3 separate regions of the Homo sapiens genome follow, and regions 1 and 3 are each linked to region 2. A link is a contact called in ENCODE Hi-C or POLR2A ChIA-PET data. All regions are on one chromosome and are shown on one strand. Each heading gives the region's core, a stretch centred on a gene start or an enhancer-like site at or near the end of the contact. The rest is flanking DNA. Distances are from core to core; before and after follow the strand shown. Region 1 has its middle 11 kb from the start of LINC00028. Region 2 holds the start of HM13-AS1 (HM13 antisense RNA 1). Region 3 holds the start of REM1 (RRAD and GEM like GTPase 1).

Region 1 (3,912 bases), core at 543-3,042, 76 kb after region 2:
TCTGGTCTCTGGCAGTCTTCTGATGGTGGTGGTGGTGGTGACTGTAGAACGGTATCCTCATCCCCTTGTCTTTGGTGGGGATACTGAGTCCCAGAGAGGAAAAGGGACTTGATAAAAACAAAACAGGGGATCAGACTCGGAGTGATTCTAGACTCAGAGTGGGGCAGCAACTTCTGCCTTACACAGCGGATGGGCCCGACCCCCCAAAAAGAGCTACTCAGTTCTGAGCATAGAGCCTGAAATTCCACCATTGGAGATTATTTCCTTTGGAGGGCAAAGGATGTTGAAGGCTCTTTGGTCTTCAGGGAGCCTCAGCCAATGTTGCAAACCCCTGCGATGAGTCCTACACAAAACTCATGTCAGCCTGTTCCCAGGAGGATGGGCTGGCTGACAGGCAGCCAAGGGTGAGATGCCGTGGGAAGGAGATCCTGACTGAGGGCTGGAGGAATGTGGGAAGCACCAAAGCAGGCAGAAAAATGGGGATAGGTGGGGGAGGGGCGGTGTCAGCTGTAGAGAGGGTGGGGCTGCTGTGAGAGCCTCGGGTGGGGGACTCAGGAAGCTTGACTTCACTGCCAGCTTGCTGTGTGATGTTGGGCAAGTCTCTTTCCTACTCGGAGCTCTGATATGGGTTAGTGCTATGGAACAGACTTGCTTCTGGTTTATCTTAAGGCTCTTGGGTGTCAGAAAGTTGGTGCCCCGGGGTAGTGGTTGCCATGGCAACTATCTCTAAGGAGATAGTGACCAAGGAGACTGTTGCCATGACTATGGTGACCAGGTAAAGAGCCAAATGATTGGTTCTCACTTCTTTCTTGAGACAGGTCCCTCCCCATCACTTCCTTCCATTACCTGCTCAAGTTCAGTGTGTGGGGTCCAGATAAACTGACACCTAAAGGAAGTGTCAGGAGTCAGGGACCTGCATTCTAATACCTTGTTTTACACTGCCTGGCAGTGTGACCTTGGGCAAGTCTCTGCTTCTCCCTGGGCGTTAGTTTCCTCATCTGAAAGATGAAGAGATTGCACAGGGCCTCTTCACCTCTAAATTTCTACCATTTGCCTTTAAACAGGAGACAAAGTTGTGATCCAAAGGGTTGTTTCCAGGAGTGATATGAAAAGTAGTAATAATGGTTGTGACCATCACTTACTGATGATCCACATAGCCCTGGGTGGCCCTGCCGTGGTAAGGGTACTACCCCTTTAATGGCTGTTAAGGGGAGGGGCCCTGGAGGCTTCCAGAGGAAGGCCTGGAGGGTCTGTTATACCTGGTACTTGGAGGACACTCAGGGCATGGGTTATTACCAACTAGTAGGAATGCATTTAAATATTTTAATGATTAGTATGACCATACCTTTGTATACTGAACAAGAGCCTTGGTTGTATCCATAATGGTGGAATTATGGGCATTGTGAGTAGCAAGAGGAGATTTACCAGGCAGAGGGACCGCACTGATGTCATAGAGATCAGGATGCATTTGATGTGGCTGATGGCTCTCAGATCTTAACCAGCCCTGGCGAAGATCTCTGAGAATAGGATCGATCCTTCTTCCTGGCCACCGCACCCTCCCTGAGTCAGCTGTGCGCATCCCCAGAGAGTCGAGTTTGCCAGCATCTCCATTCCAGGAGTGGTTGATGCCCAGATTCATGGGCAGGGCACAGCAGGAGTTGGCAGAGCCGGGGAGCCCAAGGAGGAAGCAGGGAGCTCGGGGAATGCCTGCCCCTCCTCTCCCAGGAGACCTGGCCCTGGACAGATGCCAGATCCTCATCCTCCCGGATCTGCCCCTCCGGCTCCTTCACCCACTGCGGTCCCAGCAGTTCCCTCCCCCTGGCCTCTCCCGGCAGGACATTGCAGACAGTTTCTCCGGGTGGACGCGGCTGCGCCTCCTCCCTGCACACTTTCCATTCCCAGCCCTGAGCCTCAGCCAGGGTTCCTCAGGAAAATTGGCTGAAAGAGACATTTTCCATGCTCTTGCCTCCTCTGCTGGGTGGCTGTCCCTTCCTCCACTCTCTCCAGTCTCTTCTCCAGCTGGTCACCCAGACCCAGAAGGAAGAGGGATATTTCTTCAAATGGCTGCTGCTCGCTCACCACTTCATTCCATGTGTTATTTCCTCTCCCTGGGCCTCATTTTCTTGATCTGTCGAATAAGCCAGCTACCCTGGGAAGCAGGCTTAGTTAGAAGCCAGACATTTCTGATTTAATCCTTAGCTCTGATCTTTACTAACTGTGTGACTTTGGACAAGCTACTTAACATCTTAGAGTCTTAGTTATCTTTTATCTGTAGAATAGTGTTATCTCTTACTGTTGTGAGGATTAATGAAATAACCTGGGAAAAGGGCTTAACTCAGTGCTCTTCACGTGTCAAATGCCCAATGAATGGCTATTAAAAAATTTAATTGTTATTAATGACTGCTAGGTGCTAGGTGCTGTGAGAGGTGCTTTACACACCCAGTTTCTAATCTAAATAACACCTATGCAAAGTGCTTGTCATCCTCCTTTGTAAAACTGACTGTCCAAAGGTTCAGAGAGGCCAAGTTACTTGCCCAAGGTCACAGAGCTGGCAAATGGCTGAGCCAGAGGGATTCAAATTCAGACCTGACTGATGCCAGATTTCCTGTTCTGGAATCAGGACTCTAGGCTGATACCAAGAGTATCAGTAACTGGATACCGAGGCTCTGGTAACTGGAATAAAGCACCCTCCTCTACCCCAGGCAGAGAATAAAGAATGAAATAGTCTAGGCTCAGAATTTAATGCAGCCCTTAAAAGCTGTAATTTCAAAGCTTCACTGTGGTTTTGGGCAGCTAAAGGGCACAGTCATTGAGCAGAATACAGCTCAACTTTGTTATAATTAGGGAAAAGCAAAATAGGCAATGAGACACCTTCCTTCCTACTTTCTCTCATCTTGTCCCCAATAAAAGGTCAAATGAGAAGAGACTGGTAATATCTAATGTGGGTCACAAAGTAGGGAATTTGGCACAATTCATCTGAATATAAACAAAACAGCCCCTTTGGAGGGCAATTTGGCAGGGTGTGTCAAAAGGTAAAACGTATGTGCCCTTTGACTAGTAAATTTGAATTTGGTAATCTCTTCTATACATGTAAAAATATTGAATGTCACACTGTTGTGAAGGGCAAAACATTTGCACTAACCTAAATGCCCCTCAATGGGTAAAATATGTTATGGTACATCCATACTGTAGAAAAGTAGTACAGCCATGAAAAAGAAAAAGGTAAAGGAAAAACTGACAGACTGGAAGGAGAAACAGTCACATACAACACTCCTTTCTCAGTAATTGATAAAACAAGTAGGCATAGAATCACTAAGCATAGAGAAGACTTGAACAGCATTATCAACCTCTTTGACCTAACTGGCATTTAGAACATTATGCCCAACAATGGCAGAATACATAGTATTTTCAGGTGCACATGAAACATGCATCGAGATGGGCCATATGTTGAATTATTAAGTCTCAAATTTGCAGTGGAAATAAACAAACAAATGGAAAACCCCCAAATATTTTGAAATTAACATACTTTGGAATAACCTATGGGAATCAGAACAAATCACAGGGGAGATTAGAAAATATTTTGAACTGAATGATAATGAAAAGCACAACATACCAAAATTTGTGGGATGCATCTAGAACAGTGTTGGAAGGCAATTTATAGCTTTCAATGCTAAATTGGAAAAGAAGAAAGGCCTCAAATAAATGATTGAGGTTTCTATCTGAAGAAGATAGAAAAATAAGAACAATATAACCCCCCAAATAACAAGGGAAATGTATAAGAATAAAGCATGGATAGAAAGCCAGTACACATTGAGTGAAAAAAGCATATTAACCGATACGTACGGCATTGTAGCAGAGATTACTGGTTGACCCTTGATTGCTGGTTATCTCTCAATGTCTTTCCTTTTTTTT
Region 2 (4,317 bases), core at 744-3,243:
GCAATGGCACCATCTCGGCTCACTGCAACCTCCACCTCCTGGGTTCAAGCAATTCTCCTGCCTCTGCCTCCCGAGTAGCTGGGACTACAGGCGCGTGCCACCACACCCAGCTAATTTTATTTCATTTTTAGTAGAAACGGGATTTCACCATGTTGGCCAGGCTGCTCTCAAACTCCTGACCTCAAATGATCAGTCCGCCTTGGCCTCCCGAAGTGTTGGGATTACAGGCGTGAGCCACTGCACCTGACCATATTTCTTTTTAATACAGACAGGGTTTCACCATGTTGGTCAGGCTGGTCTCTAACTCCTGACCTCGTGATCTGCCTGCCGTGGCCTCCCAAAGTGCTGGATTACAGAGGTGAGCCACAGCGCGCCCGGGCCAAAGTTTTAAAAATACAAAATGAGGCCGGGCGTGGTGGTTCACGCCTCTAATCCCAGCATGTTTGGGAGGCCTAGACGGGCGGATCATGAGGTCAGGAGATGGAGACCATCCTGGTTAACACGGTGAAACCCCGTCTCTACTAAAAATACAAAAAAAAATTAGCCAGGGTGGTGGTGGGCGCCTGTAGTCCCAGCTACTTGGGAGGCTGAGGCAGGAGAATGGCATGAACCCGGGAGGTGGAGCTTGCAGTGAGCCGAGATTGCGCCACTGCACTCCAGCATGGGCGACACAGCGAGACTATGTCTCAAAAAAATAAATAAATAAAATAAAAAAAAAATGCAAAGTGAGCAGGGTGTGGTAGCACGCACCTGTAGTCCTAACTACTCAGGAGGCTGAAGTGGGAGGATGGCTTGAGTGCAGGAGTTCAAGGTTACAGTGAGCTATGACTGCCACACTGCACTCCAGCCTGGACTACAGTGAGAGCCTGTCTCAAAAACCAACAAGCAAAATACCCACCCACACACAGCTTAGTTTACATATATAGCAAAAATCTTCTTCCAAGCCACCTAACTCCTTTGTATATTCCTTGCCCTCAAATTTACTCAAAATAGTATCTCCCTTTTTTTAATATTTTGGAGACTCTTCCATAAATATCTATTGAGAACACACTATGTGTGATTTCCATGTATTTATTTATTTTACTTAATCCTCACAGCCATTATGTAGACGAGGAAAGTGAAGCTCAGAGATGGGAAGTCACTTGCCTGAAGCCGCAGGTTGGTAAACATTAGACTCTAGGTAATTTGATAATTTGTGTCCATTTATGAAGTGCCTGCTGTAGCCAGGCCCTCAGGATTGTCCCAAACCTTTATAGTCACTCTTACAACAAATACTGAGTGCCTTCATGTTTCAGGCAATGGGCCAAGTGTTGGGGCTACGGTGGAGAGGAAAACAAAGGCTTAGCCCATGGTTGAGGGAGGTTCAATTGTTCACCCCATTTTTCAGGTAAGAAAACCAAGGAAGAGAAGGGAAAGAAAGTGTCCTGAGATCACACGGTCACACGAAAATAGCTGAGGCACGGCGCGGTGGCTCACGCCTCTAATCCCAGCACTTTGGGAGGCCGAGGTGGGAAGATTGCTTGAGCCTGAGTTCGAGACCAGCCTGAGCAAGAGTGAGAACCGCCGTTTCAACTAGGGGAAAAAAAAAAAAGCCAGGCGTGGTGGGACACACCTATATTCCCACCTGAGGTGGGAGGATCGCTTGAGCCCAGGAGGTCGAGGTTGCAGTGGGCCGTGATCGCGCCACTGCACTTCAGCCTGGGCGACAGAGTGAAACCCTGCTGCACAAATAAAAGAGAAAAGGGAAAAAGAGCGGAGACAGGCAGCCCCGCTTTACAGGTAGGGAAAGTGAGGCACAGAGAAGTAAAACGACCTACCCAAGGAAACCCATCTAGTAAAGGCAGGGACCGGGATCGCAGGCTCTTGGAGCTCACCAGTCCCCGCCGGGCGGTGCTTGGCCCCTCCTTCCCCTCCGGCGGGCGTGGCCCGGCCGGGCCCGCCCCCTCCCCTGCGCGCGTTCCTGGCAGCCCGGCCGGCGTTTCCTGCCTGCGTCGCTGAGCTGGCGGGCGGGCAGCCCATCTGGCGGCCCCCGCGGGGCGGCGCGGGGAGGCGGCCCAGACTTGCTGGAGCCAGGCGCCGGCCCGGGGGCCCCCCTGCCCGCCTGGAGAACCCAGGTGTGGCCGCGGCGGGGGTGGGGGGTGGTGCTTTCCTTCCCGCTCGCTCGGCCCTTCCTGACGCACCAGGGCAGGATGCAGCCTCCTCCCGTCCTCTCCTCGGCCTCCGCCTCCCGCGCCCTGGCCCGGAATGCTGGAGGGAATCCAAACGCAGGGCGGGGAGGCAGGGGCAGGCCCCTGAGGCCCCGCCCCTGATAGCCATTTGATACCACCGCTAGTCTTGCCCGTGTTTGGGGTGACTCAGCTTCCCTGCTTGTGCAAGAACAGCTGAACTCTGACCTCCTGAATGGCCGACTCTTGCCTTGCTCCTCAGGGACCCCAGACACGATCGTAGGAACCGGAGGTACTACTGCCCTAAGCCATAGCGCTTGACATTATCCATTTATTCAGCAGTTTCAAGTCGCGGCAAGCGGCGTTTGACCACTTCTGTTCCCTGCCCAGTGCTTAACTGGTACCTGGTGCCGGCCTGATGGAGGCTCTGAAGGCTTTCCCTCAGAAAGCTGGACCCGCCCTGGGAAGCAGGTCCTAACCCCCCTTCACAGTCGAGCACAAGACCGCTTCATTCACACTGCAGGAGCCAGCCCTGCTGTCAGACTGACGGTGCCAAACCCCCTTCTCCAATGCTGCCCCCAAAAGGAACCAGGGATCCATTATCCTGATCATGTCAAACGGCACCACGGTGAATACGAGTCTTGGAAGCCAGACACTCTGGGTTCACATGCCCCCTGGGCCCGCCCTTACGGTCTCTGCCTCAGTTTCCCCATCGTAAGAATGATGTAGGTACCTCAAAGTGTTGTTACAACGATTAAGTAAATCTTAAGATACATTTGAAACTTGAACACGGGTTTCAATTGTGCAGGTGCACTTAAACGTGGACTTTTTTTCTACCTCTGCCACCCCTGAGACACCAAGACCAACCCCCTCCTCTTCCTCAACACAGAGACCAGGATGAAGATCTTTATTTATGATGATCCACTTTCACTGAATAATTTTTTTTTTTTTGAGACGGAGTCTCACTCTGTCCCCCAGGCTGGAGTGCGGTGGTGCAATCTTGGCTCACTGCAACCTCCGCCTCTTGGGTTCAAGTGATTCTCCCACCTCAGCCTCCTGAGTAGCTGGGACTACAGTCGCCTGCCACCATGCCAGGCTAATTTTTGTATTTTTAGTAGAGTCGGGGTTTCACCATATTGGCCAGGCTGGTCTCGAACTCCTGACTTTGTGATCCGCCTGCCTCTCTCGGCTTACTGCAAGCTCTGCCTCCCGGGTTCAGGCCATTCTCCTGCCTCAGCCTCCCGAGTAGCTGAGACTACAGGCGCCTGCCATCATGCCCGGCTAATTTTTTGTATTTTTAGTAGAAACGGGGGTTTCACCATGTTAGCCAGGATGGTCTCGATCTCCTGACCTCCTGATCTGCCCATCTTGGCCTCCCAAAATGCTGGGATTACAGGCATGAGCCACCATGCCTGGCTCTTAGGATTTTCTTAATTACATTTTCTCTAGCTTACTCTATGGTAGACAGTGTAGTACGTATAACATACAAGATGTTTTGACTGTTTATGTTATCAGGTAAGGCTTCTGGTCAACAGCAGACTATTAGTTGTTTTGCGGGACTGAAAAGTTATACAGATTTTCGACCATGATGGGTTGGTGCCCCTAATCCCTGTGTTGTTCAAGGGTCAGTTGCACTAGCATAATGCTAGTCACGTGAAATACAGTCAGTGCACACTGGGGTCTCAGCAGGGCTGGTTTTCCCCTTGGAACCCTCTCTCTTGTCGCAGTCATGGGAGACTGAGGCACAGAAACAGAATCTAATAAAGCAGGGTAGAACTTGGGTTCTAGAGCAGTTTCCTAATAATCCACCCCAAACCAGGTGAGGCTGGCATCTAGCCCACTCGGGGCCCTGCCCAACCACCCACACCCCCTCCCCAGCATGCAGGCCCAATCCTTGCCCGGCCTGGTGCCATTTTTCCATGGGACTCTGATGGTGGCGGTTCACATCTGGAGTCTAGACTCGCAGGCTCTGCGGGCCAGGCCTACCGCCTGGGCTGGGCCACCACTGCCCGCTGTTTGCTCAGCTGAAGCTGGTTAATTGGAATTACAGTGGCCTCTGCGGTGCCGGCTGGCCGGGCGGGCCCTAGTCCGCTGCTCCGGAGGTCTGTGGAACATCTGGCTGGACCAGGACAGTCATTAGGTGGCAGGCGCT
Region 3 (3,695 bases), core at 431-2,930, 98 kb after region 2:
GCTGTGCCCTGTACAACTTTGGAGGGCGGGGGGGCATCGTGCATGTCATAGTCTAAGTGAATGATGCCCCTTAGAGTTGAACAGTGCATGACTTGTACAACTGTTCTTGGCAGCCCTGTGTCCCTGGTGACAGGGCTTTCGCTCCTTTGGCCACATCCCAGCCCAGCCCATATGGCCCCTACCTCCCAGCTGTTCATGGAGGTCCCTCTCTTGCTTCCCTGCAAAGAGGCTGGCCAAGCTGGTCTTCCCCACTCCAGGATCTCCAAGTAGCACCACACGGTAGAGAGCCTCCCAGGAGCCTTCAGAGTCGCTGGATTCAGAAGACCAATCATCTGGGGCAGGTGAAGGTTTCTGGGTGGGAGGGTTGAGGGAGGCTGATTGGCCCAGCCGGGGATGCTGGGATTGAGTGGAAGGCACTGTGCTCAGGCGGCCAGGCTGGTGGCCCCGTGGGGACAGGGGCAGTGGGGTGCTGGCTCGCCGGTGCAGAGGGGTCTTTGCTTCCTGCTCGGTGTTGAGTGTCATCTTTGGTAGGGGGGGGTTTGCTTCTTCCTTCTTTCCTTCTGAAAGAAGGGGGAATTGGCTGTCAGCCAATTGCTTTGAGCTGCTTCTTTCTATAGTGTCCTGATGAGCTGCTGTATGGCTTCTTCCAGATCCCCCTCTTGTTCAGATGGGAGTAGGAGGTGCCTCAGCTTCTTGGGGCAGAAAGTCCCTAGGTTTTCTGGCCTCAGGCTCTGCATAAACCTGGATCCGGATGGAAGGAGTGAGTGTGCAGGCTGTGAACACACAGACATGCACACCCAGAGGCCATTCCCTTGTCTTAAGGATGATCTACTCCTGATGACAGACAGGCAGGTGGAGGGGCAGTAGTAAGGTGGGATGTCCTCACATGCACACTCCCCATTCCGTGTACACGGACCTGCCCTTGCCACAGAACATGAGGCCCTGGCTCTGAAAGACATCTGAATTGTCCCCCTCCTCCCCTTCCCCACCGCTCTCTTTCACAGCTTCTGGGTTGGGAGTGCAGTTTCAGGTCTCCCCCAAGGGTAGGGGCTACTTAACTTTCGATGCCCAATTTCACGGGGTCTGAGGAGGAAGAGGCAGGAGGGCGGGTTGGCACTCCAGAAGCGCGAGGGGGGTATGGGGGTAACCCGACTGTAACCCGAGTGCCCTAGTGCCATGGGAACCGCGTGTCTGACCCGCCCCCTGTGTGAAAAATTCAGGAGCGGCTGGCGCTACGGCCTCCAACTGCTTTTGGGGACGGGAGCTGCCGCCGGTCAGGCCCCAGGTTAGGTGACAGGACAGGGTCCTGGCAGGGGACGGGGAGGGCAGACCACAGGGCCCGGGAACGCTGTGCCATTCCTGGAGTCTGGGTCCGAGCTTTCTCAGCCGGCATCCCGGGTGTGAATCCCCCATCCTGGGGTTGGAGGGGTCTTTGTCCAGGGCTATCCAGCCCTCCGGGTCCCAGGTCTGAAGACCCTCACCCTAGGGACGCGGTTTCGAAGCCCCCCTATTCCTGCCAACGCTGCCGAATCCCCCTTCAATCGCCTGGCGAACTCTGCTCCAACTTGAGCAAGTTGGCGGCGCGTAGCGCAGGGCTTTACCTCGGCGTGGGAGGGGTCCAGGGTCCCTCGCAGCTCCAGCGGCTGGATGCTCCAGGCTGTACCACCCGCCTCAGTGAGCAGCCCCTCAGGCCAGTTCCCCTCCCCTCGCCGCCTCGGCCGGGGGAGGAGCCGCGACCCCGCCCCATCCAGCCCCGCCCCATTAGGGCAGCCCCGGGGTCCCCGCCCCAAGGCCCTGGCCGCTCAGTGACTTTTCTGAAAGTGCAGAGCTCAGCTGACCCGCTTCTGCCAGCCCTACGCACCGGGTGAGGGTGGCAGACGAGAAAGGAAGGATGGGGGCTCTGGATTCCTGGGTCTGGAGCTCCATCTGCGTCCACATCTGTCCACTCCATCAAGGGGATGCACTAACATATTAGCCCCCAGAAAAACCACTTGGGGAACTTGCTAAATTTTCAGGTCCCGCCTTCCAAGAGAGGCGGATTCCACGGTGCTGGGGGAGGGGTTCGGGAATCTGCGTTTTAAACAAGTGCCCCAAGTGATCCTGATGCAGGCGGTTCACTGACCTCACTTTAAGAAACTCTGCTCTGGATGAAGAATTAATTTTGGGAGGTGGCTTGGAGGAAGAGAGAGCTCAGGAAGTCTGCACTGAAGAATTATGAAAATCTTATTTTGGCATCATTCATTCATTCACCAACTGAGGCTTAGCTGGGCCTGGGCCTGAGGTCTCTGCCACTCTGTCTACTGTTTCTATTACTGATGGCTGAAAAAAAAAATGCTCCCAGGTATGGAGGAGGAGGAAAGAGATTGCTGGTGACGTCGGCCATCCAAGGGGCCAGGATCCAGACTCTTTGACTGGGCTGCCTCCCTTTAGGTCTTGAGAAATTGGGGTGTGTCTGTGTGTGGAGCCCATGGAGACCAGGCTGCACCTGTGGGTGGGGCTCATTGTCATGGCTGAGGGGATTCAGGTGTTCAGCTTGGAATAACTCCCACAGCAGCTGAACAGACTGGCTCAGCCCCCACAGGTCTTGGAGCTGATACAGAACCCCCTCGTGCCTGGCTTCCTTCCGTGGCTTGGCCCTCTAAGCTTACCTTTCTAACTTGCAAGATGGGCCATGAGTGGTGCAGCACCCTTCATTGTCTGGGAGTGAGGTGACTTGGCTTTTCCATCTCTGCAGCACAATTGCTGTGTGACCTTAGGCAAGTCAACTTCCCTCTTTGGGTTTCAGTTTCTTTATTTAAAACTATAATATGAACAGCTTACACTCTTGCTAAAAAACTTTTGGTTGTCTATAATACAAAAGTCTGAACTTGGCATTCAAGCCCCAACCTATTCTCTGCAGAATCATTTCAACCTCTCCTCCCAGGAAAACCCTTGCTTGGCTCATGCCCTACTCTTCTAGGCACATTCTATTCTTTCTGCCCGGGATACCTTTTCCCCTACTCATCTTTCATGATGCAACTTAGATTCCTGTGTACCAGACACTGTTCTAAGCTCTGCACGGATATTATCTCAGGGGTTCTCAAACTTTGGCGGTGTGTTAGAATCACTTGGAGGGCTTGTTAAGCCACATTTTGCCGGGACCCACCCATACTCTCATCTATGACTAGTGATCTAACAAATGACCAGAGAGCTAACTTGTGACCAGTGTTAGTGAATCTGTGGTCTAACTTGTAACCAGTGGTTTAACCTGTGACCCATGGGCTGCTCTGTGACCTGTGGCCTTCTTCTGCTTAGGAAGAGGTGAATTCAGTAGGTTTGGGGTAGGGCTAAAGAACTGGTGTTTCTAACAAGTCCCAGGTGTTGCTGCTGCTTGCTGGGGGAACCATAGTATAGGAGCCACTGTATTACTTCATTTAGTCCCCTAAATGAGATGGGTAGCTATTACTCTCTATGACATGGGTACTATTACTCTTCCCATTTTAGAGTAGGCCTGCATACATGCTGTTCACTTGGCCTTGTAAGGGATGCTTGTCATCATTTCATAGACAACAGCCTGAGGCTCAGAGAGGTTAAGTGACTTGTCTGATGTCTCACAGCAGTTAGGGGGAGATGCGGGGGATTGAACTAGGTCTCTCTTAAGCCAAGATTTTTTCCACTCTCTTAGGTGGGGAAGATGTCTAGTTTCTGACCCTAGA

Evidence for each region. A loop is a pair of places that touch in the nucleus more often than their neighbours do. ChIA-PET counts read pairs that join two places held with the same protein, here RNA polymerase II (POLR2A). Pooled maps may share reads with other maps.
Region 1: a loop to region 2 is called in a pooled map, with 4 times the contacts of the local background. The contact joins the enhancer-like site here to the promoter of HM13-AS1 in region 2. A Hi-C loop is called at or near these places in 2 of 50 pooled maps. POLR2A ChIA-PET finds 5 or more read pairs at or near these places in 4 of 52 experiments (BJ, GM10248, MCF 10A and 1 more).
Region 3: a pooled map shows a loop between it and region 2 (3-fold over the local background). The contact joins the promoter of REM1 here to the promoter of HM13-AS1 in region 2. A Hi-C loop is called at or near these places in 2 of 168 maps with a recorded cell type or tissue (K562 and PC-9), 1 of 37 single-sample maps with no recorded cell type and 8 of 50 pooled maps. POLR2A ChIA-PET finds 5 or more read pairs at or near these places in 6 of 52 experiments (BJ, GM10248, HCT116 and 3 more).

The regions. Positions count from the first base shown.
Region 1 is chr20:31,494,876-31,498,787 of GRCh38, reverse strand. No RefSeq gene overlaps it. Among named protein-coding and RNA genes, the nearest start is that of LINC00028, 11 kb to the right of the region's middle. Within about 2 kb of position 1,792, at least 12 of the 41 ENCODE cell types and tissues checked have a DNase peak (open chromatin) inside an H3K27ac peak, as active enhancers do.
Region 2 is chr20:31,570,939-31,575,255 of GRCh38, reverse strand. HM13-AS1 (HM13 antisense RNA 1) reads left to right here and starts at 1,993. Exons shown (of 3, transcript NR_046853.2): 1 at 1,993-2,114; 2 at 2,333-2,457. It overlaps LOC107985416 (a long non-coding RNA gene), which reads right to left and starts at 2,246. Exons shown (of 3, transcript XR_005647051.2): 1 at 1,818-2,246. RefSeq lists silencers at 42-211, 1,714-2,293 and an enhancer at 2,095-2,636.
Region 3 is chr20:31,473,273-31,476,967 of GRCh38, reverse strand. REM1 (RRAD and GEM like GTPase 1) reads right to left here and starts at 1,680. Exons shown (of 5, transcript NM_014012.6): 1 at 1,602-1,680; 2 at 183-741. The coding sequence starts at 522. DEFB124 (defensin beta 124) reads left to right here and starts at 1,841. Exons shown (of 3, transcript NM_001037500.2): 1 at 1,841-2,341. RefSeq lists a silencer at 1,729-1,788.